3 separate regions of the Homo sapiens genome follow, and all the other regions are linked to region 3. The links are chromatin loops, found by intact Hi-C in ENCODE. Cell type or tissue: IMR-90. All regions are shown on one strand. Each heading gives the region's core, and the rest is flanking DNA. Links, peaks and the distances in the headings are about the cores only. Region 1 has its middle 55 kb from the start of OTUD4. Region 2 has its middle 37 kb from the start of OTUD4. Region 3 overlaps ZNF827 (zinc finger protein 827).

The links. Peaks named below come from ENCODE experiments on the same cell type or tissue, not always from the same donor. Only the 100,000 strongest peaks of a DNase experiment are listed, where the experiment ranks them.
Region 1: a loop joins it to region 3, with 6 times the contacts of the local background. A loop is called at or near these places in 1 of 110 quality-filtered maps.
Region 2: it touches region 3 in a loop (4-fold over the local background); 1 of 110 quality-filtered maps calls a loop at or near these places.

What each region holds. Positions count from the first base shown.
Region 1 is chr4:145,229,572-145,241,265 of GRCh38, reverse strand. No RefSeq gene overlaps it. Among named protein-coding and RNA genes, the nearest start is that of OTUD4, 55 kb to the right of the region's middle. RefSeq lists a silencer at 6,900-6,999. In IMR-90, for the core only: a CTCF peak has its summit at 6,979 (motif pointing left); a DNase peak (open chromatin) is centred at 6,945.
Region 2 is chr4:145,211,576-145,223,269 of GRCh38, reverse strand. No RefSeq gene overlaps it. Among named protein-coding and RNA genes, the nearest start is that of OTUD4, 37 kb to the right of the region's middle. RefSeq lists an enhancer at 4,668-4,757. In IMR-90, for the core only: a CTCF peak has its summit at 6,536; no DNase peak of the experiment used is centred there.
Region 3 is chr4:145,885,448-145,889,447 of GRCh38, reverse strand. ZNF827 (zinc finger protein 827) reads left to right here. Exons shown (of 15, transcript NM_001306215.2): 4 at 3,290-3,770. Among named protein-coding and RNA genes, the nearest start is that of ZNF827, 51 kb to the left of the region's middle. RefSeq lists a silencer at 2,345-2,444. In IMR-90, for the core only: a CTCF peak has its summit at 1,963; a DNase peak (open chromatin) is centred at 2,067; H3K27ac peaks cover 490 bases.

The DNA of each region.
Region 1 (11,694 bases), core at 4,679-8,678, 650 kb after region 3:
AAGACAAAGAAGGGCATGACATAATAGTAAAGGGATCAATGCAACAAGAAGAGCTAACTATCCTAAATATATATGCACCCAATACAGGAGCACCCAGATTAATAAAGCAAGTCCTTAGAGACCTACAAAGAGACTTAGACTCCCACACAATAATAGTGGGGGACTTTAACACCCCTCTGTCAATATTAGATAAAAGAGACAGAAAATTAACAAGGATATTCAGGACTTGAACTCAGCTCTGGACCAAGCAGACCTAATAGACCATCTACAGAACCCTCCACCCCAAATCAACAGACTATACATTCTTCTCAGCACCACATCTCACTTATTCTAAAATTGACCATATAATTGGAAGTAAAACACTCCTCAGCAAATGCAAAAGAACAGAATTCATAACAGTCTCTCAGACCACAGTGCAATCAAATTAGAACTCAGGATTAAGAATCTCACTCAAGTGGCCAGGCACGGTGGCTCATGCCTGTAATCCCAGCACTTTGGGAGGCTGAGGCGGGCAGATCACGAGGTCAGGAGATCGAGACCATCGTGGCCAACATGGTGAAACCCCATCTCTATTAAAATACAAAAAATTAGCCAGGCGTGGTGGTACACGCCTGTAGTCCCAGCTACTCAGGGGGCTGAGGCAGTGGAATCGCTTGAACCCAGGAGGCAGAGGTTGCAGTGAGCCGAGATCGCGCCACTGCACTCCAGCTTAGCGACAGAGCAAGATTCTGTCTCAAAAAAAAAAAAAAAGAATCTCACTCAAAACCTCACAACTACCTGGAAACTGAACAACCTGCTCCTGAATGACTACTGGGTAAATAACAAAATTAAGGCAGAAATAAATAAATTATTTGAAACCAATGAGTTATTTGAAACAAATAAGTTATTTGAAACCAATGAGAACAAAAAAACAATGTACCAGAATCTTTGGGACACATTTAAAGCAGTGTTTAAAGGGAAGTTTATAGCACTAAATGCCCACAGGAGAAAGTAGGAAAGGTCTAAAATCAACACCCTAACATCACAATTAAAAGAACTAGAGAAGCAAGAGCAAACAAATTCAAAAGATAGCAGAAGACAAGAAATAACTAAGATCAGAGCAGAACTGAAGGAGATAGAGACGCGAAAAACCCTTCAAAAAAATCAATGAATCCAGGAGCTGGTGTTTCAAAAAGATTAACAAAATAGACTGCTAGCAAGACTAACGAAGAAATGAGAGAAGAATCAAATAGACACAATAACAAATGAAAAAGGGGAGATCACCACTGATCCTACAGAGATACGACCTACCATCAGAAAATACTATAAACACCTCTATGCAAATAAACTAGAAAATCTAGAAGAAATGGATAAATTCCTGGACACATACACCATCCCCAGACTAAACCAGAAAGAAGCTGAATCCCTGAATAGACCAATAAGAAGTTCTGAAATTGAGGCAGTAATTAATAGCCTACCAACTAAAAAAGGCCCAGGACTAGACAAATTCACAGCCAAATTCTACCAGAGGTACAAAGAGGAGCTGGTACCATTCCTTCTGAAACTATTCCAAACAATAGAAAAAGAGGGACTCCTCCCTAACTCATTTTATGAGGCCAGCATCATCCTAATACCAAAACCTGGCAGAGACACAGTTACAATCATCTGATCGTTGACAAACCTGACAGAAATAAGCAAGGGGGAAAGGATAGCCTATTTAATAAATGGTGTTGGGAAAACTGGCTAGTCATATGCAGAAAACTGAAACTGGACCCTTTCCTTATACCTTACACAAAAATTAACTGAAGATGGTTTAAAGGCTTAAATGTAAGACCTGAAACCACAAAAACCCTAGAAGAAAACCTAGGCAATACCATTCAGGATGTAGGCATGGGCAAGGACTTCATGACTAAAACACCAAAAGCAATGGCAAAAATAAAGCCTAAATTGACAAATGGGATCTAATTAAACTAAAGAGCTTCTGCACAACAAAAGAAACTATCATCACAGTGAATAGGCAACCTACAGAATGGGAGAAAAGTTTTGCAATCTATCCATCTGACAAAGGGCTAATATCCAGAATCTACAAAAAACTTACACAAATGTACAAGAAAAAAACAACCCCACCAAAATTGGGTGAAGGATATGAACAGACACTTCTGAAAAGAAGACATTTATGCGGCCAACAAACATGAAAAAAAGCTCATCATAGGCTGTGCATGGTGGCTCACACCTGTAATCCTATCACTTTGGGAGGCCAAGGCAGTGAGATCACCTGAGGTTGGGAGTTCAAGACCAACCTGACCAACATGGAGAAACCCCATCTCTACTAAAAATACAAAATTAGCTGGGCGTGGTGGCACATGCCTGTAATGCCAGCTACTTGGGAGGCTGAGGCAAGAGAATTGCTTGAACCCAGGAGGTGGAGGTTGTGGTGAGCCAAGATCGTGCTATTGCACTCCAGCCTGGGCAACAAGAGCAAAACTCCATCTACGGGGAAAAAAAAAAGCTCATCATCACTGGTCATTAGAGAAATGCAAATCAAAACCACAATGAGATACCATCTCATGCCAGTTAGAATGGCAATCATTAAAAAGTCAGGAAACAACAGATGCTGGAGAGGATGTGGAGAAATAGGAACACTTTTACACTGTTGGTGGGAGTGTAAATTAGTTCAATCATTGTGGAAGACAGTGTGGCCAGTTTTCAAGGATCTAGAACCAGAAATACCATTTGACCCAGCAATCCAATTACAGGGTATATACCCAAAGGATTATAAATCATTCTACTATAAAGATACATGCACACGTATATTTATTGCAGCACTGTTCACAATAGCGAAGACTTGGAACCAACCCAAATGCCCATCAATGATAGACTGGATAAAGAAAATGTGGCACATATACACCATGGAATACTATGCAGTCGTAAAAAGGATGAGTTCACGTCCTTTGCAGGGATGTGGATGAAGCTGGAAACCCTCATTCTCAGCAAACTAACACAGGAACAGAAAACCAAACACCACATGTCCTCACTCATAAGTGGGAGTTGAACAATGAGAACACATGGACACAGGGAGGGGAACATCACACACCAGGGCCTGTCAGGGAGTAGGTGGCTAAGGGAGGGATAGCATTAGGAGAAATACCTGGCTGGTTGCAGTGGCTCACGCCTGTAACCCCAACACTTTGGGTGGCCAAGGTGGACGTATCACCTGAGGTCAAGAGTTCAAGACCAGCCTGAGCAACATGGCAAAACCCCGTCTCTACTAAAAATACAAAAATTAGCCCAGCATGGTGGCAGGAGCCTGTAATCCCAGCTATGTGAGAGGCTGACATGGGAGAATCGCTTGAACCTGGGAGGCAGAGGTTGCAGTGAGCCGAGATTGCACCACTGCACTCCAGCCTGGGCAACAAGAGCAAAACCCCATCTCAAAAAAGAAAGAAAGAAAAAAAGAAATACCTAATGTAGATGATGGGTTGATGGGTGCAGCAAACTACCATGGCGTGTGTATACCTATGTAACAAACCTGCACGTTCTGCACATGTATCCCAGAACTTAAAGTATAATAATAATTTTTTTAAAAAAGATTATCAAGCTGCTCCAGAGGTAAAATTAATTTTTATCTACAGGCAATTCACATTCTAATTATTGATTTTGTTGACTTTCTTGCTGAGCATTAGACCTACCCATGTTTTTTGGAATTTGGCTTTTCAGGCTCATATTGAAACATTTGCAAGCTTTTAACATTTTTTTCTGCCCTTCCCCCATGCCTTAACCATGAACTCATTCTGTCAGCAGACCTTCAATCAGAAACCAAATCCAACTGTTCCAGCTTGAAATTTTGTCTACAAGGTGATATTGAGGACTCCATAGGTCTAGTCATAGAGCAATTAGGTATTTTGACTCAATTTTTGATTGTGAGATTGTATCTATGCACCCCCTTCTCCTTAGGTCCACAGCTTTCTAAAAGCCACATCTCCAAATACAAGTCATGCAGAGTTTTAATATTTTTTCAGAGCCAGGCATGGTGGCACACATCTGTAGTCCCCACTATTCAGGAGGCTGAGGCAGGAGGATCACTTGAGGCCAAAAGTTCAAGGCTGCAGTGAGCCATGATTGAACCTGTGAATAGCTTTACACTCCAGCCTGGGTGACAGAGTGAAACCCATCTCTAAAAAATAGATAAATAAATGTAATTTTTTCCAGCCTCACTCCTGAGAATAGAAGAGTTTTCAAGCTGTAAAACTGGATTCAGTTTCTCATGGAGCAAGTTTAGTGTCCTCTGCCCCTCAGGAGCTGAAATCCTAACCAGTACTTTATGCTTTCTGGATTTTCCATAAACTTTGTGACTTCAGTCTAGCCACTTTGACATTTTTGTTCTATTTTCATTTAGGAGATGTTTGTCTTATTTTTTATCCTAGACTTATCTTTTTTTTACATTTGATCTATTTTTGTCATGTATTTGGAGCAAAGTGCGTTATCGAAGCTTAAACTCAGTGAGCCGTCTTGCCTATAAGTTGTGCCCCCATACTCTGCTTTCTCTGTCATTTACATCAAATGCTGATCTCATTTGTGCTTTGTATTTTGTCTCCCCCGTCTTCTTGAGGACTTTACTCCTACAATTATTCCCCTTTCCCTGAGTCATTCATTTCTTCTTTCCTAAACCACTCCCATTATTATACTAATAGGTTGAAATATTATTCTTTTTATAAAATGAAACAAAATTCTCCTGAGATTTTACATTCTCCTCCAGCTACTTCCCATTTTTCTGTTCCTCTGCTCTTCTTTCTATCAAAACTCCTGAAAGAGTTCTCTATACTGTATTCACTGTCTTCACTTTCTCACTCCTCATTCTTCCCTCAACTCACAGTCATTCATCTTTGAGTCTCCATTACAAAGGCAATGCTTTGCTCATGTTAAGTTTTAGTTGCCAAGTGTGCATCCAAGCACAGTAAGTGGTCTTGAGGCTTGGAGAAGAGTGCAGGGCTGGAAATATGAATATGGGACTCTTTGATATATTGATGTTATGGCAGAAACTACTAGGTACTTACCAAATATTCTTTTTCCTCTTCCCCCTTAGAACTTCACATTTAGGCAGGGAGCAGTGGCTCACACCTGTAATCGCAACACTTTGGGATGCCGAGGTGGGAGGATCACGAGATCAAGAGATTGAGACCATCCTGGCCAACATGGTGAAACCCCATCTCAACTAAAAATACAAAAATCAGCTGGATGTGGTGGTGCGTGCCTGTAGTCCCAGACTTGAGAATATAAGCCACGTGCTAAGATGATGGAACAGAAAGTCAGAAGCAGCCTGAGTTTCTGATGACCTTGTGAATATGCCATATCAGCTGTGGATGGCCTCCTTCTGACTCCTAATATGGAAGAGAATGAACTATTTTGTGTCAAAGCTGCTGTAATTGGATCTTTGTTATCAGCAGTTGAGCAAAATTTCTTAGGGAACAGATGATATTTAAAGTCATGGAACTGGATGAGATCACTTGGGAAGTGAATGGAGGTAGAGGAGAGTAGAGGACCATGCCAGAGCCTATGGAATTCTAGCATGCTAATGTTCAGGAAGAGGAAGAGGATACAGAAAGAGATCAGCCATGAAGGATCAACTAAGTAACAGGACAACCAGCCTCTGTGGTGTCTTGGAAGCAAGTGAAGAAAATGTTTGCCAAATGCTGCCCATAGGCCAAATTAGAGGAGAACTGAGAAGCGGCCATTGGATTTAGCAACATGGAGGTCACTGGTTACCCTGACGAGAGCAAGTTCAGGGGCAGGTGGGGAAAAGCCTGATTTGAATAAGAAGAAGACAGAAAGTATAAGCAACTTTTTCAAGTAATTTTTGCTGCAGAGGAGGGCAGAGACACAGGGCAGTAGCTGGAGAAGTAGGCTCAAAAGAAGTTGTATTGGCTGGGCATGGTGGCTCACACCTGTAATCCAGCAGTTTGAGAGGCCGAGGTGGACAGATCACTTGAGGTCAAGAGTTCGAGACCAGGTCAACATGGCAAAACCTTGTCTTTGCTAAAAATACAAAAATTAGCTGGGCATGATGGCACGCACCTGTAGTCCCAGCTGCTTAGGAGGCTAAGGCAGGAGAATTGCTTGAACCCAGGAGGCAAAGATTGCAGTGAGCCAAGGTCACACCACTACACTCTAGTCTGGGCAACAGAGTGACACTCTGTCTCAAAAAAAAAAAAAAAAAAAAGAGTCATATTTGTTTAAGATTAGAAAAACAATAGTATATTTGATGCTTGTAGGAATGATCTAATTTAATAATGCACAAATGAGAAGGTAGAATTGGTGGTGTGATATCTTTGTTTAAGTCAAGTTGCTCCCTGAGTTTCACTCAAATAATCACTTTATTATGTTTCCATAACTACCACATAGCTAACTTTTCCTGGTTCTTTTTCATTTGTGTAATTTTTTTAAAAATCAATGCAATGAGTTAAAATGGCATAAATATAGAAAAGAATTTTAAAGAGAATGCTTGATTCTAAAAAACAATTAAATATATTCTAATTTAATCTTATTTATATTACATCATTTAGATTCTAAGTGCTTCAAATACTTAGATTCTAAGTGCTTCAAATTTCTAAGTGCTTCAAATATCTCCAATTTATTAGGAGAAAGTATAGATTGAAGAAAAAAAGAACAAAAAAGTACAGTAATTTTGTTTTTTATACATTTGTATCTAAGGATAAGAACTTTAATCTACAATGTATGAGGCATGATGTGGGGGTTATCTTTCCTGTCCATCCAGGAATTTATAACAAAAACAAATACATACGATTTTAAAATAACATTACTTGCTTCAAAAAGTGTTTAAAGTGTTAGTCAATATTAAATCAGGACAGACATGAATACAATGTGAATGTTGAGCCTTAGTGTTTATAATGTTCTATAGAAACTGGAACTGTATAAAGACCAGAGGGTGGATTCTTTAACATGATACCTATAGGCTCTCCAGGAAGGAACTATGGTGACCCCTGCTGGGAGGATGAAGCTCTCCATATAGGGCCAGGCTTAGAGTAAATGAGAAGGTCACAAATTAGAAAACTTAAGAACATGAGGATTTAACATGAGGAAGGAAAAAGAATACCAGAAAAAGTGATCATGCATGAACAGGCTGAAGTAGCTGGTCTTCAGTAAAAATCAGAGCAAGGGCAGGATGAAGAGTCATAGCATGAAAAGAAAGAACTGTAACAGACGATACACAGGATGTGTAAATTAAAATGGAGCTTTGGGTTCCAGACCCCTTTTAAAGGGGATCTTTGAATGCTGTAAGTGTTCCCAAACCCCACATAGGTCAAAACTCCCTGCTAGGAGAAGGCAATATTCTCTCAGATGTGCAAGTGGTCAATCTTCATACACAAAAACTCTTGAGAGATTCATCACAATTTCAGAGAAACATTGGGATTTTAAAAAAAGTCTGGAGAGAGAGGAGGAAATGGCAAAGGGAAAGATGAGTTTTTTCCAGGGGCCGTCAGTGTCCCTTTGCACCACAGTTTAGAAATTGCTGCTCCAAGTTATTTTAATTATTTCCTGTCTCACTTCAGACAATTATACTTAATAGATGAAGGTAAAAGTGAAGAGATAGATTAGTATCAGAAGATTAAAGCCTTATTGATAGATGAAGTTGTTAGCCCTTGGTTTATAAGCCAGAGAACTAATGGATGACTTCTAGAGGATCCACAAACCTGGGGAAAAATATACTTTTTTTGTACGTCTTCCCCAATATTTAAAACTATATTTTGGGGAGAAAAACTTTTTGTATAACATTTTATGAAAGCATTGTTTCATAATAAATAAGTAAAAAGCAGTATGCAAAATTACAGTTTGGTACATTATTGGTGTCATTGGCCTGTTATAATATTTACCAGGCCATTCTTTGACATGAATTGAAAATGAAACATGATTATGAACATCTGTTTATACCTTAATATCAGTTTAGGCTAGGATATATCACCAAAAAAAAAGAATCCCTCTTTTTTTTTTTTGAGACCGAGTCTCGCTCTGTCGCCCAGGCTGGAGTGCAGTGGCGCAATCTCAGCTCACTGCACCCGCCTCCAGGTTCAAGCGATTCTCCTGCCTCAGGCTCCCCAGTAGCTGGGACTACAGGCGCCCACCACCACGCCTGGATAATTTTTTTTTATTTTTAGTAGAGATGGGGTTTCACCGTGTTAGTTAGGATGGTCTCAATCTCCTGACCTCATGATCACCCGCCTTGGCCTCTCAAAGTGCTGGGATTACAGGCATGAGCTACCGTGCCCAGCAAAAATCTCGCTTTTTTTTTTTTTTTTTTTTTTTTTTTCTTGAGACGGAGCCTCACTCTGTCGCCCAGGTTGGAGTGCAGTGGCACAATCTCGGCTCACTGCAAGCTCCGCCTTCCGGGTTCACGCCATTCTTCTGCCTCAGCCTCCCAAGTAGCTGGGACTACAGGCGCCTGCCACCATGCCCGGCTAATTTTTTGTATTTTTAGTAGAGACGGGGTTTCACCGTGTTAGCCAGGATGGTCTCGATCTCCTTACCTCGTGATCCGTCTGCCTCGGCCTCCCAAAGTGCTGGGATTACAGGCGTGAGTCACCGCGCCTGGCCAAGAATCTCTCTTTATCTCTGTCTGCCCCCTTGGATTTTGCTTGCATTGTTGAACATATTACCTATGGAAGCAGGAACCGAACAAAGCTGAAGTGATCCCTTACATCCTGAAAATACACTGCACAGTCTGCCTCTTTTGCCTTAGTAAAAGGGTCAATTGGAAAGCATTAAAAACTTGGATTTTCTCCAACACAAAGATGTATTGTCTTGAGTCATCCTGCAAGATCGCTTGCTGCACGACTAAATAAAAGACCTTGCTGAAGCAAAATGTCCTGGAAATGGTTATTCTGATTTGTAATTTGAAGGAAAATTTAAAAAGTAAAACAATGCTTCTGTCAAATCTTCTCATCCATTCCAGAATCACTAAAATCTATTCCAATATTTTGAAGCAGATCATGAAGGAATCGCTATTTCTCTTCATCGTGAAAGTATTGACATCTGTTGGCAGAGCCAGGTCCAGTTCCCATGTTATCTGCACAAGAACAGCATCAAATGAGGATTTCTATTTTGGGAGCACTTTTAGAAAGTTCAAAGGCCTCCTATGGTGTTGAAATTGTAAAAACTTTATTGGCCAAACAAAATTTCCACTCAAAGAAACATTGATACTATGCATGCTTGGAGAACTAGCAATGAGATTCATTCCATTCTAGATTGTCTTGCATTAGTGTCAAAGGTAAATCCCAAATAAAATTTTGCTTGCAACCACAAAGTCATCAACCTATTTAGCTTCAGAGCCTTGCATTTCTGTCTTTTCAAGAAGTTTTCTTAGAAAAGCAGATTATGAAGTTTTCTTTTGCTATATGGAAATTCATCAGCTGTCTGGAAGTTAAGTCTAATAGAACTTAATTGAACTTGGGGTAAGTAACTCTTTGATAACTTCTACTTAGTCTTAAGATTGCAGATTAAACAATGTTTTCTTATTGGTTAAGTCTCCATTATTTTTTCTCACAGAACAATATACCTTTTCTCCACAGCAACTTTACATGTGTGTTTATGACTATTTGATTAATATCTGTCTTCCCCATTAGACTGAAGGCTCAATGAGGCCAGGCACTGATTCTATTTTAGCTGATCATTGTATCTCTGGCACACAGCACAATGCTGAGCACATAGTGGGTGCTCAGTAAATACTTAGAAATATATGAATGAATGAACAGAAGAACGAACAGCAAGGAAGAGATTTTTTCATAGTCTTCCAGATATATGTGGCCATTTGAACAACTAAAAAATGCAGATGCCCCTATTATAAGGTTTTATCTGAATTAAGCTAATTCCTATAATAATCCTATCAAATAGGTACTGTTTTACTCACTGATGAAGAAACAGGCAAGTCACTTGCTTAAATTACCATGGTTAGCAAGGGGGTGGAGCAAAGCTTTTAACCTTGGTAGTCTAAATTTGGAGCCCATACTCCTAACTACAGGTCTCATACTCACCATTATGGAGTTGTTGGAAAACCGCACTTTGGAGGAAGTACCTCTCTGTATGTGAATATTCGAGGTAAGCAACTGTAGAAACTTTCCAGATCTGGGGGAAATTCTTCTGGCAGCTAGAGTCTGTAGTGGCCATCTCTCTGCGGGAAGAAACTGCAGCACTTGGAAACACTGCAAAACTCTGCTCAAAATACCATGTAGACAGTGCCAGTAACAAAGATGTTCTCAATGATCTGGGGAAAAAAAAAAAGGCACAAATAGAATCTAACTCATAAACTGTTTGAGAATTCTGGTATTTTTTGATACAATCCTTACTTGAAAAAGCAAGCAAGCAATGGGAATTTTGATTCCATCTGCAATTACTCACCCTTGGAAGTCAGAGATTTCATAACTTTCTATCATTAGTGTTAGAGTTGACATCTGTGGAATGTCAAAGTTGAAAAAGTTGGCATGTTAACCTGCCAGTGACCGCTCCAAAAGTTGTTCTTATTGAAGTTAAAAAAAAAAAAAAAATCCATGTACTTTTGGAATGTCCTTGTTAACAGAAATTTCCTATTGAATTTCTTTTTTTTAAATTTTAAATACACAATTTGGATTTATTTTTTAAGTTGTTACATATTGGCCACTTTTTTTTCTGAGAATATAAGTGAAAAAATCAAATTCATTATTTACTAAAATATTATCTGTCTCTGAGGAGGCAAAATATTGTACATAAATTTGTGTGAGTACTTACATGCACATCTTAAAATCTGTGACCCCAAAGGAATTAAGAACCACCAATCTCTCTCTCTTTGTTTTTTGTTTGTTTGTTTGTTTTTGTTTTTTTGAGACAGAGTCTTGGTCTGTCACCCAGGATGGAGGGCAGTGGTGCCATCTCAGCTCACTGCAACCTCCACCTCCCGGATTCAAGCGATTCTCCAGTCTCAGCCTCCCAAGTAGCTGGGACCACCATGCCTGGCTAATTTTTTGGCATTTTGAATAGAGACGGGGTTTCACCATGTTGCCCAGGCTGGTCTTGAACTCCTGGCCTCAAGTGATCTGCCTGCTTTGGCCTCCCAAAGTGCTGGAATTACAGGCATAAGCCATTGCACCAGGCCTTCTTTTTTTTTTTTATGTATAACAAATAGAATTTATTTCTCACAGTTCTGGATGCTGGGAAGTCCAAGGTCAAGGTGCCAGGAGGTTCTGTGTCTGGTGAAGTCAGCTCTCTGCTTCATAGGTGGTGCTCTGTTGTTGCATACTCACATGGTGGGAGGAAGACAGGCAAGAGGGCCTGACTAGTTCTCTCCACCCCCAAGGTCACTAATGAGAGCTCCACCCTCATGACCTAATCAGCTTCTACAGGCCCTCTATACCTAATTCCATTGCACTGGGTATTTAAGTTTCAACATGAATTTTGAGGGGGACATAAGCTTTCAAACCATAGCGCCTCCCTAATGAATAAGTTTCTTGTATGTATTTTATTTTTTCTTCCAGTGCAAGTATTTCTGTTTCTATGAGCTCTCTAAATAGTGATTCAGGGACTCAGATTTCATCCATCTTTGACCTTTTCATCTTCAACATATGATTCCTAACATCATAATAGTAAAGTTTGCCTTCATTCCAGCCAATTTAAAGAGGAAAAGAGCATGGATGATCAAACATGCAGTTTTTCATGAGCCAAGCTTGAAAGAGG
Region 2 (11,694 bases), core at 4,091-8,090, 670 kb after region 3:
CGGGGGACATCAAACACCAGAGCCTGTCGGTGGGTTGGGGGCTGGGGGAGGGATAGCATTAGGAGAAATAGTTGATGGGTGCAGCAAACCAACACGACACATGTATACCTATGTAACAAACCTGCAGGTTGTGCACAGGTACCCTGGAAATTAAAGTATTTTAAAAAAATGTATCTAAGTAGACACTTTAAAAATATGCAGTTTATTATAATATTTTCTGTTATATAATTATATATTATAATTGCTTTATTGAAGTATTACCTCGGTTTAAAAAATAGAGATAACAAAAGACACACAATGTTGCAATTTGCTTTTAGGCAACTTATATGTTTTTTCTAATGTAAAGTAGGTGACAGGCACAATTAAGGTCAGTCTTACTAAACAAAATGCTCAGGGATAAAAAGAAACTCCCTCGTTGTTCAACAAATGAACATATTACTAGATTATCTTTCTTTTCATATTTCCATAGTGTTATCTACAAAGTTTCTGAAAGATAACCATTGACTTAAGATGGTAAAAATTGATATTATAAATTTAAAAATGAGTTATTGTGTAAGTTTTGTTATCCTTTTCAAGTATTTCTTTAAATTTTTTTTTTTAGTTTATACATGTAGGGGGTAAAAGTATAGGTATTTTACATGTGCATAACGTGTAGTGGTAAAGTAGGGGCTTTTAGTGTACACATCAGCCAAATAGTGAACGCTGTACTAAATAGGTAATTTTTCTCCCCTCACTCCCCTTTCGCCCTCCCACCTTTTAGAGTCTCCAGTGTCTATTATTTCAGTCTGTATGTCCCTGTGTGTCTATTGCTTAGTTCTCACTTGTAAGAAAGGACATGCAGTATTTCTGTTTCCGGGTTATTTCACTTAGGATAATAGCCTCCAGTCCCATCCTTGTTACTGCAAAAGACATGATTTTATTCTTTTCTATGGTTGAGTAGTGTTCATACATATATATCACATTTTCTTTATCCATTCCTCTGTTGATGGAGACTTAAGTTGATTCCATGTCTTTGCTGTTGTGAATAGTGCTGCAATAAACATATGAGTACCGGTATCTTTTTGGTACAATGATTTATTTTTCTTTGGGTGTATACCCAATAATGAGATTGCTAGATAGAATGTTAGTTCTATATTGAGTTCTTTGAGAAATCTGCATACAGTTTTGTATAACAGTTGTACTAATTTACATTCTAACAGTGTACAAGCATTCCCTTTTCTTTCTTTCTTTCTTTCTTTCTTTCTTTCTTTCTTTCTTTCTTTCTTTCTTTCTTTCTTTCTTTCTTTTTCTTTCTTTCTTGCTTTATTTTGAGACAGTCTGTCTCTGTCACCCAGGCTGGAGTGCAGAGACACGATCTTGGCTCAGTACAACCTTTGCCTCCCTGGTACAAGCAATTCTTGTGCCTCAGCCTCCCAAGTAGCTGAGATTACAGGCGTGTGCCACCATGCCTGCCAGGCTGGTCTCGAACACCTGCCCCCAAGTGATCCACCCGTGGCCTCCCAGAGTGCTGGGATTACAGGTGTGAGCCACTGTGCCCGGCCACCTTTTCTTCACATCCTCACTAACATCTGTTGTTTTTTGACTTTTTAAATATAGCCATTCTGACTGGTATGAGATGGTATTTCACTGTGGTTTTAATTTGCATTTCTCTAATGATTAGTGATGTTAAGCATTTTTTCATATGTTTGTTGGTCACTTATATGTCTTCCTTTGGAAAATGTCTGTTCATGTCCTTTGCCCACTTTTTAATAGGATTATTTTTTTTTCTTGTTGAGTTGTTTGAATTCCTTATAGATTCTGGATATTAGCCCTTATGGATGCATTGTTTGCAAAAAATTTTTTCCCATTCGTAGGTTGTCTGTTATTCAGTTGCTTTTATTTATTTATCTACTTATTTAGTTACTGCTGTGCAGAAGTTTTTTAGTTTAGTTCGTTCCATTTGTCTTTTGAGGACTTAGTCATAAATTTTTGCCTAGGCCAGCATCCAAAAGAGTTTCTCTTCTAGGATTTCTATAGTTTCAGGTATTGGATTTAAGTCTTTAATTGATCTTAAGTTTTATATATGGTGAGAGATAGCAGTCCAGTTTCATTCTTCTGCATATGGCTCTCCAATTTTCCCAGCACCATTTCTTGAATAGAGTGTCCTTTATCCAGTGTAAATTTTGTTGACTTTGTCAAAGATCAGTTGTTTTTAGGTATGTGCCTTTATTTCTGGGTTCTCTATTCTGTTCCACTGATCTATGTGTCTATTTTTATACCAGTCCCATGCTGTTTCAGTTACTATACTCCTGTATAATTTGAAGTTAGCTAATGTAATGCCTTCAGCTTTGTTGTTTTTGCTTAGGGTTGCTTTGGCTATTTGGCTCTTTTTTGGTGTCATGTGATTTTTACAATTGCTTTTTTCTAATTCTGTGAAAAATGACATTGATAATTTGATAGGGACTTTATTAAATCTGTAGATTGCTTTGGGCTTTTTGATCATTTTAACAATATTGATTCTCCTAATCCATGAGCATGGGATATTTTTCCATTTGTTTGTGTCATCTACGATTTCTTTCATCAGTGTTTTGTAGTTCTCCTTATGGAGATCTTTCACCTCCTTGGTTAAATATATTCCTAGGTATTTCATTATTATTTTTAGCTATTATAAATGGAATTGCCTTCTTGATTTGGTCCTCAGCCAAATTGGTATTGGTGTATAGAAATGCTAGTGTTTCTGTACATTAATTTTGTATCCTGAAACTTGACTAAATTTATTTATCAAATCCAAGAGTTTGTGGTGGTATCTTTAGGGTTTTCTAGATATAAAATCATATCATCAGTGAACAGGAATAATTTGACTTTCTCTCTTCCAGTTTGGATGCGTTTTATTTCTTTATCTTGCCTGATTGCTCTGGCGAAGACTTCCAGTAGTATGTTGAATAAGAGTGGTGAAAGTGGGCATTCTTGACTTGTTCCAGTTCTTAGAGGAAGTGCTTTCGACTTTTTCTTATTAAGTGTGATTTTGGCTGTGGGTTTGTCATAAACAGCCTTTCTTATGTTCAGGTATGGTACTTTTATGCCTAGTTTGTCAAGGATTTTTATCATGAAGGTATGCTGAATTTTATCTTTTAAAATTCATTTATCTAATGCGTTTTCTGTGTCTATGGAGATGATCATATGGTTTTTGTCCAAATTCTGTTTATATGATGTATCATATTTATTGATTCCTTTTCAAATATTTAAAAATCTCTAATTGGTTTAATGCAATTTCTGTCTTAGTATTATTTAAAGGGGAAATGGTTATTGATATATTTTTTAAATGCTAATAATTTCAGTGCCCATATTTCAAAGTCAAACAGATCTCAATTTGGATCATCACTTTAATCATAGGTAGAGTCTCCTCTACCTATGATCAATAAAAAAGAAAAAAACGATTCCTATTTTTTAGGGTTTTCATGAAGAGTAAATGTGGTAATTCATATAATACACTCAACAAATGTTAGTTCCCGCTTGTTCTTCATAAGCATATTTTTCTAGTCCAGTAAATAATCTTCTATATAAATCATAGAATGACAAGTGGGATAGTTTCTGGGAACCTTAGAGGGTCTGATGAGGCCTCCCTGGGAATCTTAGAGGGTCCGACGAGGCCTCAAATTTGAGATAGGTGGCATAAGGGCCCACACATTCAAAGAGAGAAATTAGACACATTCCTTTCAAGGTAGCCACACTGGTCCAGCAACCAGTGCCCACCAAAAGCCTAGCAATTCATTTGATAGCAGATTTCTTTCATGGAATCTGAAGGGTAGAGAATCACTGCAGATACACAGACCCAAGGTACAACCAGATCACAATGCAGTGTACAGTAAGAGTTCTTACAGAAACGTGACACGTGTCCCCTGAAATTTGGGAGCACAGAAGCTGGTGCCTGGATGAGCCTGAACACAGGAGGATGTCTTGAGCTGCCAGCAACATCAGGGCCAGCATGCAAAACAGCAGAGGGCCCACAGTCTTACATAGCTGTAAATATTCTGAGTTCCAATTGAACTAGTAACTTCTCATAGCAAAATAGGAATTGCTTTCATGAACCAAAGACAAACATATATATATACCTACAAAATGGAAAAGGAGTTTAAGGTTTTATTATACTTTTCATATTGATGAAACATTGTTTATGTAATTCAAACATATATGGATAAAAATATGTTAAACATGTTACTGCTATCAAACCATGAATCCTTAAGTGGCTGTAGCTGGAGGCAGAAATATTTGAATATGTTATTCAATTCTTTGGAATAAAATTGTGCTCATTTCAGCAGCATATATACTAAACACTGGAATAAAATTATATTTGAAGGTGGGGTACTTACTTCCCTTTATTATAAATAGTATTTGTTCTGTATACAAGTATAGGTAAATAAAACCACAGAGAGTAATATCATTGAACTAATAAACTATTAGTTTAGTTGAATCACATACTTTCTATGATCAAAAGCTATTATCTTTTCCCAAAACAGTTAAATACTTCTAGTGCCTTGGGATAGACTGTTACATAAATCAGCCAAAGATAGCCTCTGTATATTAGCCTCAAAGTTGGTTGTTTCTCCACTGCAGGCTGAGACCCATTAGCTCAAAAGCCCACTGACACCAAACTTAAATTTTTACACATCCAGTTATTTTAAAAATAGCCTGACCAAGAAAAGTTTAGCTGCTTAGAGCCTGTCTGCTTTGCATACCCCGCAAAATCTCACCCAGCAGCTGTTACCTATTCATAAGACAGGGCCGTGTAGTTATAAGGCCTCAAGCCAAGCTGGGCTCTCTGACCCAGAGACTCTATGTAAGCTTCCTCTCCAATCTCTCTCTCCCTTGTCCTCCTCCCTCACCAGTAAGGCTGTGAGGGACTTCTCCTCTCATGCAACCCTGGCCAAGCACCAACAAACTTGTCACTGCCTCTCTTGTGGACATCCTGTTCCTTGATCAGCCCCATATCCCTCGACCCCCTACATAGACTAATTACAAATTCAGTGAAAAATTATAAGATGCTGCTGATTATGGTTAAGATATAACTATAGAAAAGAAAAAATTTGTGAACTGCATCTAAAATTCATTAATTGTAATCTGAGACTATTAAGAAAAGTTGTGAAATTTTATATGGATTCAAAAGATGTCAATCTGGGATAGGCAAAGAAATATGTCTCAAACTTAAAAAAATTCTTCCTATTTCCACATGCATTCAATAGGAATGGACCATCATCTTGATTCTCTCATTTACTAGTTGTGGGAATTTAAACAAGTTTTTCTTTTTGAAGAAAACTCTCTCTGAACTTCCAGTTCTGTTCCAATAAAATGGAATTAGTCGTGCTTATTTGCAATGTTATTGTGGGTTACTGTGAATATTATTTGAGATAACAAGTGTAAGTCACCTGCCACATAATGGGTTTTCAAAGTTCGTTAGCTCTCTACCCTAGACATGATAACAACACGTTTTCTTGAAAAGAAAAACTATCACTAACATATATAGGAAGTATTTCATTGATCTTTACAAACAGTATTTTCAGGAGTAATTTATTAAAGAAAAAGCTAACATTCAAAAGGCAGAGATGGCTCAAGTCACTCGCCTGTGAATAAGGCTATTCTTACTGTTCCCTGTCCTTGCCTTAAAAGAAGTTTTTATAAAACAAGTGAGTTGAAGAGTTTCCTTCCTGCTTTCAGCACTACTGTGGTTTCATTTGGAAGACAATGTGGTCTAGTGGGAAGACAGAACAAGGATCTTGGAGCCAGCTGATTCCAACACAGTGTAGAGGAGGCTAGCCACAAAGTCACCAACCTGAGACCCCAGGCAAATCCCTTGACCCCCCAAGCCCCAGTCAAACCCATGACAACCAAGTAAAATGTGCTAAAATCTGACTCTCTTTTCCTGAAAGGAAGGCATCTTTTAAAGGAACCAAAGTGCCTTGAGAATTTTTTTAATAGTGTCTTTCAGAAACATGAATTCTGAATGAAGTAGCAAAAAAGTGATAATATGAATGATAATATGTATGATTCCAAATACCGGAATCCATACAGATGGCAATTTCTCCACATCCTTTATTGCTAAATATTTGGCTTAAGCTTCCATTATGCCAACCATGGTAAATGCTGATGTCTGAAGTGTTGATTCAGAAAAATAGGTATAAGGGATTTCTTACATACATGAAAGAACTCCCTTTCAATCCAAACTTTTACAAAATTTGGGCCAAACAATAGTCTCCATTTTGCTTAGAACCTCACATTGAACTTCAGAACATTTTTAAGATTTTTGTTCTAAAAGTATCTAATCCAAGGCAAAGAACTGGAGAATATTTGTTGTAGAAAAAAAAAGGAAGACATCATTTAGTCAACATGTAGTTGCATAATGAAAGAGGTCTCAGGATGCCTAGCTTCTATATTAATTTATATTTCATTCTAGACCTCAAATAACATTTGGATCAGCTTTTAAATCCATCAAGCTGTCAAAACATACATACACACATCCAATAAGCAAAAATCTCTGTAACACATGCCCAAGGATCTAATGCCACCTAAAGGCAACTGTAGCTAATTGCAAAAACAAAACAAAACAAAAAAAGGATATATGACAAGATATTAAAACTTTTCTCCCTGGATATAAACATAAATGATATGTTCTTAGCTTAATACATTCCTATGTTGCTTACAGACAATACCTACTAAAGTGAGTGACAAATTTAGCATAATCAATTTTAAAATACAAATAGCTACTCAGGGGCAAAATCTGTGTGTTTGTGTGTGTATGTGTTCAGTATTACAATAAATCAAATAAATACAATTAAAACTAGGGTAGAGTCTTTTTAAAATTCAATGCTGAATAGCCAAAAGGTGAAAGCAACCCCAGTCTCCATTGAAAGATGAATGGAAAAACAAAATGTGCTATATACATACAATGAAATATTATTCAACCCTAAAAAGGAAGGAAATTCTGACAGATGCCATAACGTGGATAAACCTTGAAGGCAATTAATTAAATAAACCCATCACAAAAGGAGAGATGTGATTCCACCCATATGAGGTACCTAGAGTAGTTAAATTCATACAGACAGAAAGTAGAAGGGTGTTGCCTGTGGTCGTGGGGAGAAGAGAAAGTTAGTGTTTCATGTGGACAGAGTTTCAGTTTAGGAAGAGGAAAAAGTTCTGGAGATGCATGGTGATGATGGTTGCACAACAATGTGAATACACTTAATGTCACAGAACTGTACACTTAAAAATGGCTAAAATGGTAAACATTATGTTACCATATGTTTATGGTATATTTTACCACAATAAAAAAATTCAGTGCTGATATGAGAAGGATGAGATGCACTAACATATTGCTAATAGAAGTAAAAAGTGATGCAACCTTTCTGCAAAATGTGACAATTATGGAGCAAGAAAATTTTAAATGCTTATATCATTTGATTAATTAATTCTATACCTAGGACTCTAGCCAAAATATATATATAACAGAGATACATTCAAAGAATTATGTCCTAGGATGATCATCAAAGTCTTATTTATAACAGAAAAAAATAGGCCGGGTGTGGTGGCTCCCGCCTGTAATCCCAGCACTTTGGGAGGTAGAGATGGGTGGATCATGAGGTTAGGAGTTCAAGACCAGCCTGGCCAAGATGGTGGAACCCCATCTCTACTTAAAATACAAAAAAAAAAAAAAATTAGCAAGGTGTGGTGGCGGGTGCCTGTAATCCCAGCTACTCAGGAGGCTGAGACAGGAGAATTGCTTGAACCCGGGAGGCAGAGATTGCAGTGAGCCAAGATCGTGCCATTGCACTCCAGCCTGGAGGACAGAGCGAGACTCTGCCTCAAAAAAAAAAAAAAAACAGAAAAATAGAAAACAATCTACAAATTTTGTAACAGGAGACTATAAAACTAAATTGTAGAAAAGCCATATGGAATTGTTACAATTACAACCATATTTATAAAGAATAGTTAATGACATGCAGCATTAAATGGAAAAAGGAGATTTTTGTGTATTTTATCAATATTCTCTAAGTATTTCTCATGGCTAATTGGAATAAGTGTGTACATATATTTAACAATTTGTAACGTGAGGAAAGAGTTGAATTAACTTGCTCTTTGAAATATATCAGGAGGTTATTTTACTAAACTAAAGCCTCAGAACAACCCATGATCACATTATACTAATAGCCAAAACTATATTCTGTTTTAATTTAATGAGAAATCTGTTGAGAATGTTTAAGAATTTTTAAGGGTTATATTGAGATATAATTATCTTTTATTTTACAAAAAAAAATTGAATTTATTCAAAATTCACATCATATCTACCACTGTAAGAATCCATTGTGAGTGGAAATGTAATAGGCCCTTAACAGATTAAATACAATTTATTTAAAACCATCAACTCTCTCCAGCTACGCTTAGACTTCATTTGAACTTAAATGACATGATACAACTTTTAGATGAACAGAATGCTTGTTCTGTCACAACAAATAAAATAAGCATTTGTCTCTATGCCAAAGATAATGCTTTAAAACGTTGATTGCAAGCCAGATGCACACCTATAATCCCAGCTACTTGGGAGGCTGAGGCAAGAGGGAGGATCACTTGAGCCCAAGTGTTCAAAGCTGTTCTGTGCCATTATCACACCTGTGAATAGTCACCGCACTGCAGCCTAGGCAACACAGTGAGACTTTGTCTCTAAAAGCAAATAATTATAATAAAATAAGTGTTGATGGTTTTATTCAATCCAGTAACATTTACCAGTATGATATAGGTATTAGAGCTATAGAAGTGATGGCAACAGGAGGAAGCCAAATGCCCAGGCAGATAGGGGTGGGTCCCCAGTGAAACCACCTTCAAGCCAGAAACAGCCTGAAGGCTGAAAGACCAGACTGCTGGTTACAAATGAAATCCACAACCCAGAGAACTTCTATTTCTGTTTGCCTGCCCTTTCCCAATTGATTCTTTCTGAATAGTGCATTTTAACCAATCAAATATTGCCTTTCCCAATACTACCTATGGCCTGCACCTCCCCATTCTGATCCCATAAAAGCCCTGGACTCAGCCATATACAGGGCACTTTCCTGTCTTAAGGTAGGAGGACAACCCCCACATCTCCTCACCCCTGAAAGCTATTTCAACACTCAAGAAAACTCCCCGCCTTGCTCACTTTTCAGTTGTCAACATATTCTCATTCTTCCTGGATGTGAGACAAGAACTCGGGAACTGATGTGCAAGCAAGACTTGGCCCAGACGGGCCAAGTGAGCAGGCCATCTCCTGCAGCAGGTAGCATGCCCTGAGCAAGGCCCAGGCAGGGGCATCACCAGCCAGAGGTCCTTGACTGGCAAAGGGACTGAGAAAAATCCTGCATCAGGAGTTAACACAACAGACAAAAATCCCTACTTTTACAGGATTTACAATCTAGTGAGGAAGAGAGAAAATAAAGGAAATAGATAAGTAAAACAAAAAGTATGTTAGATTATGATAAGTGCTTTGGAAAAAGATAAAACAGAGTAAAAGAATACAGAGTACTAGAGGGGAGTAAGTAATGTGATGAGGAAAAGTGACCTTTGAGGAGGCATGAGAAAATCGAGGGATGTGTGTGTGTTAGCCCATTCTTGCATTGCTATAAAGAAATACCTGATGCTGGGTGCTTTATAACGAAAAGAGGTATAACTGGTCACAGTTCTGCAGGCTTTACCGGAAGCATGGTGCTGGCATCTGCTTCTAGTGAGGCCTCAGGAAGCTTATAATTGTGGCAGAAGGTGACCAGGAGTAAGGCATGTCACATGAAGAGAACAAGAGAGTCATGGGGGGAAGTACCACACTCTTTCAAACAACCAGACCTCACATGAACTCAGAGTGAGAACTCACTCATCACCAAGGAGATGGTGTTAAGCCATTCATGAGGGAATCACCCCAGTAACCCAAACACCTCCAACCTGGCCCCATCTCCAATACTGGGGATTACATTTCAACATGAGATTTGGGAAGACCAATATTCAAACCACTTCACTGGAGATATTTGGGTAAAGGGCGAAGGCATTTCAGGCACACAAAAAGGAGCCTAGTGTGCCTGGGGCAGAATGCACAAGGGAAAGAACAGGGGGTCAGAGAGGTGGGGAGAGCAGGAAATCATGTAGAGCCTCTCGTAGATCATCATTAGGATTTTGGCTTTTGTTCTACAAGACTGTCCATGAAGCCTGGAAATGTAAATAATTATGTTATTTTATTTTTTACAGATTGAAGATGTCCTGGATAGTGTTATATATATGAGCCTATGTTTTCAGACTTTATGAACACCTTGAAATGAGATAGAAAGTCATTTGGAGGGACAACTGAATGACACACTTCTGGTAGGTCCAAATGTTATCCTTCCACAGGTTAGCCTAGGATGTTCCCATCGTGAAGGCAGAGGAACCAGACAGTGAGTGGAAATGTGCAAGCACTTTTTCAAGCCCCTGGTTGAAAAACATCCCATTGGTCATATCAAATCACATGGCTGAGACCAGAACAAAATCCCAAGGCAGATCATCTCATCCAGAATGGGAGGGTATTACAAAGTTAAAAGGGCATGGATATGGGGAGGGGTGAAGCACTGGGCCCAATAATGAACACAACTCCCTGAGGGAGGGAGCTGCTGTAGGAAATTCTTATTTCTCAGCCAGATGAGAGCCTAAGAACCTACACTAGAGAACACCAATGCTAGAATCTGATCCACAGTTCCTGTGTAAACCATGGTTCTCAAAGGTCAATAGACCACTGGGAGGAAGGACAATATATTAGGTCTAGCAGCCAAGGAGAAGATGAATACTCAGAAGAATCCCTTATTAAAAGAGAGTGACTGGAAGAGAGTTAAAAGTATAATAAGAACTCTTAAAAGAGTTTCATGAATAGCATGAATGAACTAGGAACTCAGCGTCTCAATTAAAAGAGATGTTTAAAGTTGAAATTCAGGTTACTGGCCTGAAGTTCAAGTGAAAGAGATCTTGAAGCAAAGAACAAAATTACAAAGAGATGAAAATCATTAGGGAAATGATAAAGGATTTGAAGGATAGATCCAGAAGATCCAACATGTGAGTAATAGGCAATCCACAGGGGAATAAAATGAAATAATGGAAAAAAGAAAATAATTAAACATAGAAGAAGAAAATTACCTTGAGCTGAAGAAACATACGCATCTGCAGACTGTAAGGGCTCACTGAATTCCAGATGGTTTTAACAAGAAAACACACATTGCTGGGCACGCTCTTGTAAACTTAAAACTTCAAGAATGATGAAAAACTCATAAAAACTTCGAGGCAGAAAAAAAATTTACTCATAAAGGAAGAAAGACAATCTGTCATTTGACTTCAAATCTACAATGTTAGAAGCTAGAAATTAGTAGAGGCCAGGCGCAGTGGCTCACGCCTGTAATCCCAGCACTTTGGGAGGCCGAGGCGGGTGGAACACGAGGTCAGGAGATCGAGACCATCCTGGCTAACACAGTGAAACCCCGTCTCTACTAAAAATACAAAAAATTAGCCTGGCGTGGTGGGGGGCACCTGTAGTCCCAGCTACTAGGGGAGGCTGAGACAGGAGAATAGCGTGAACCTGGGAGGCAGAGCTTGCAGTGAGCCGAGATCGCGCCACTGCACTCCAGCCTGGGCGACAGAGTGAGACTCTGTCTCAAATAAAAATTTTAAAAAAATTTAAAAAAAAGA
Region 3 (4,000 bases), core at 1-4,000:
TTAACCTCTCCAAACCTCTGTTTCCACTAATGGAGATAATAATCATACAGTCTGTCTCATGGGGTTGTTATGAGAGTTAAATGAGATAATGCACATAAAGCACTTAATACAGTGCCCAGCCTGGAGAAACAACATTCAGTAAATGTAGCTAATACAGTGATCATTATCGGAAAGCCATCTCAATATACATTAATGTTTATTTACATTTAGAAATAATCAATGAAATGGTATAAAAAATTACTCTAAAATAAATTTTATTCCTTTTCCCTTTTTGTGATCTGTCTTTAGTGCTGAGAACTTAGAAAAACTGATAAACAAAGGAATATAAAGTTGATCCTTAATCCCATCACCAAGAATGATAAATAACCATTATCACTTTGATGTATATTCTTCTATATTGGTATATCGATGTTTTAAAGAAAAATGGGATTCTACTTTCTTTGTTCAACAAATATAGTACTTACTGCATTTGTATTATAGTACTTACTCTATCCTATTATGTCCTAGGCACTGTACATTCTTTTAGCCCACCTTTCCTTCATAATATATCGTGCAAATGTTTTTATCACCCGCTGTGGAAGGAGCTTATAAAGGCCTCCAGATTTCCTTGGGGTTATCTCAGATTTCCATTAAGTCCTTTAAAATTTTCCTGGATAAGTGAACATACAGGAATTCAACATGAATTCATAAGCTAAAATTGAACAGAAAAGGTGAGGAAGACTGCTAAGATAAAGAACACTGGTGAAGTATTAGCAGGAAACTGACCGAGAGTCAGGGTACTGAGTTCTAGTAGCCTCAGGTCTGCCATTTAAGGAGCTCTAACTTCTCATGAAGGCCCTCACCTGTCCCCCTAGTGGGGGATGGAGTAGAGGTTTCCCAAAATTTCCCCAAGCTCTGAAATACCACAACCCAAGCATCCAACTGCTACCAAGAAATGGCCCCAATGGTGAAGAGATGGCCCTAATGATGTAACAGCACCTGATATGGGTTGTTTGTGTGAAATGACCAGAGGATAGGTGAGCCCCTAAACATGGCCTGGAGAGAATGACGTGCTTTAGAGAAGCATGTCTTCATTTTAGTAGACTAAGAAGATCTTTAAAGCAAATGTCAAGCTAAAGAGAATAAAAATTATGACAGAAAAGTGCTCGAATGTCAGGAGAGAAGGGGGAAAAACTGCAGTCAGAGGATAGAGCTAATACTTCTCTCAAAGGCCAAATGTGATATATAGTCCTTTTGGGAAGTTGTAGCTCAAAAAAAATTGTTAAGTGCAAAAGTCAACAAAATACCCACTGTTTTTCCTTTAAAGCTTCACTAATTTGTCCATAACTAAATATAACAAGGCCAGGATCTGGTGAAAAAGAAGTCACATAAAATACATGCACATAGACGGTTTTTAATCCAGGACTCCCTTTTGATTTTAGAACTTGGGCTTGTGCTCTGTCCTTTTCCTTCTTCCAGAAGCTGCTTCCGGAGCTTCTGTTCTTGGATTAGCTCCCCTCCTCTCCTGGGTCAGTAGATGTAAGGACACTTCTGAAATGGATCTGCCCCACTGCACTGCTCTCAGGGACAATGGAAGCTCTCTAACTCGTGACCTTTATCACCTGGTTCCAGGGCATGCTTTTGGCAGCACCGGTCAGGGTCCCATGGGACTGTGACCTGAGGTCCCCAAGGTGCCTGCTTCTGCGTGAATTGGTCGGAGGAGATGGTGGGGATTCTGTGAGAAAGCAATGAAATGGTCAGCTCCTAGTGAAATCCTTTTGTTGTGAAAGAACAGAAAGGGGTGATGTTAACAGCTGGTGACAATCAGTGTGTTTCCCCACCCCCAGCACTCCACCCCAGCAGAGGGAAAGCCTTTCCATGATCAGGACTTTGCCTAACTGAGTTTAAGTGTATATGGCTATTTCTGTTAAGAAACTCGTGCTTTGGGGGACCCAGAATCTCTTCTGTTGTTTTTTTCAAAAAGCCACAGTGGGGTGCTGTAGCGACAGGATCTCACCATTAACTTTTAATTTCTTTGCTTTTGTTGGTCACTTAACATTATTTAAAAGTATGTTTTGGCTGGTGAATAATGCTTTTGGATTGCATTCAGAATGCATAAACAGCTGTTGTAAAACTTGCTCTCTTGGAAAGGAAACCTACCGAGAGGGGCCAGGTGGTGCAGCGGATTAACGCATGAGCCTTTAACCTTGGTGAGACCTGGGTTCGAGTCCTGCTTAGGTCACCCCTAAAAGAGGAGGTGTCAGTTTTGTTTTGCTTTTGGGTTCCAATCACTCACTTGTTTGTTCAGATCACACAGCTCCCCAAATCATTTGGCCCACATCTACACAATTGGCAGTTCTACTTAAGGGAGGACCAGTCCTGAAATAGCAGAGTGTAGCAGGTCAGCACTAAAGTGCATTGGCAGAGATAAATGGGGAAGTTACAAGCTTATGAGCACCTGCCAGCTCAAAGCCTGGCTCAGGCCAATGCAATGATTTCCTCACTTTTTTAAGCACTAAATTTGGTAGTGACAGGAAGAAAAAGTTTCTCCCAATTTTTACAGGTATCATGTGCATGCAAGACTGGAACTGGATTTAAAAGTCTGCATTCTTTCATTGCAGACGTCAGAATCTGGAGCATGATATTATAGCCACGTTTGGAAAAATTGGTTTCCTCTTGCTCAGAATACTTGGTGAGGGTCAGACCTTGGTTTTTCTCCTACTTTGTTTTTTTTTTTTGTATGTAATTTCGCTCAATCCATTTATTCTGGGGCCTCAATTTCTCTGTCTTTGAAACGGGAATACCCTGGAGACATTATTTTCTACATTCTTAATTACCTAAGAGCAGCATTTTGAAAACTGAAATTATGTTTGCAGAACATAACTAACAAAAAATTGGATGAATGCAAAGTATCATTATTGTGAGAGGAATTACTTGACAGGTTACCTCTTTTGATCCCCAACTAGTAATTTTGTAAGTTTGGATTGTGCTGGGTTTATAATATTTTCTCTGAAGACATCAACTGAGATCAGATGACTAGAATAGTGGGATGCTACCCAAAATAGCATCCGTTGGCCGGCTGCATCCTCAGTTGTGAGCATGGCCCTAATAATGGACTCTTAACCTATGTGGACCCACTTTATGTTTAGGGATTGGCCTCATTACCTGGAGCCCCATAGTGAAATGCTCTGCAGTACAAAGGCCAGCCCTTTGCACGGTGAGGAAATGATTGATGAATAGTCTGGATCTACAGCAAGGCATTTTCCATAAATGCACGGTGGCTAGCTCATTCTTCTTGCTTCTCCGTCAGGTTCATCAGCACCAGGATCGGGGAGAGACCTTTCAGTGCCAGCTGTGCCCTTTTACTTCCTCACGCCACTTCAGCCTGAAACTCCACATGCGTTGCCATCAGCACTTCCTGAGGACAGAAGCCAAGGTGAAGGAGGAGATCCCAGACCCAGATGTCAAGGGATCTCCCCACCTCAGTGACAGTGCCTGCCTGGGGCAGCAAAGGGAAGGAGGAGGGACAGAGCTAGTGGGGACCATGATGACGTCTAACACTCCAGAGAGGACTAGCCAGGGAGGGGCTGGCGTCTCGCCTTTGCTGGTGAAGGAGGAACCCAAGGAAGATAACGGCCTGCCCACCTCCTTTACTTTGAATGCTGCCGACAGGCCCGCCAACCACACAAAGCTGAAAGACCCCTCCGAGTATGTGGCCAACAGTGCGTCAGCATTGTTCAGCCAGGACATCTCTGTTAAGATGGCGTCTGATTTTCTCATGAAGCTGTCAGGTACTTGAATAGGGTTGTATTCTCTCTCTCTCTCTCTCTCTCTCTCTCTCTCTCTCTCTCTCTCTCTGTCTCTGTCTACCAGTATTCTTATTTGTAAAATAAGCTGGTAGAACTAGATGATTTCAAGGTCCCTTTAAATTTGGATAGTCTGCACTTCCATACATTTTCTCCTTGACTTTGTGTGTGTGTAATCCTTTGGAAGTAGTATTGCTTTGGCTTGGGTCTCAAAA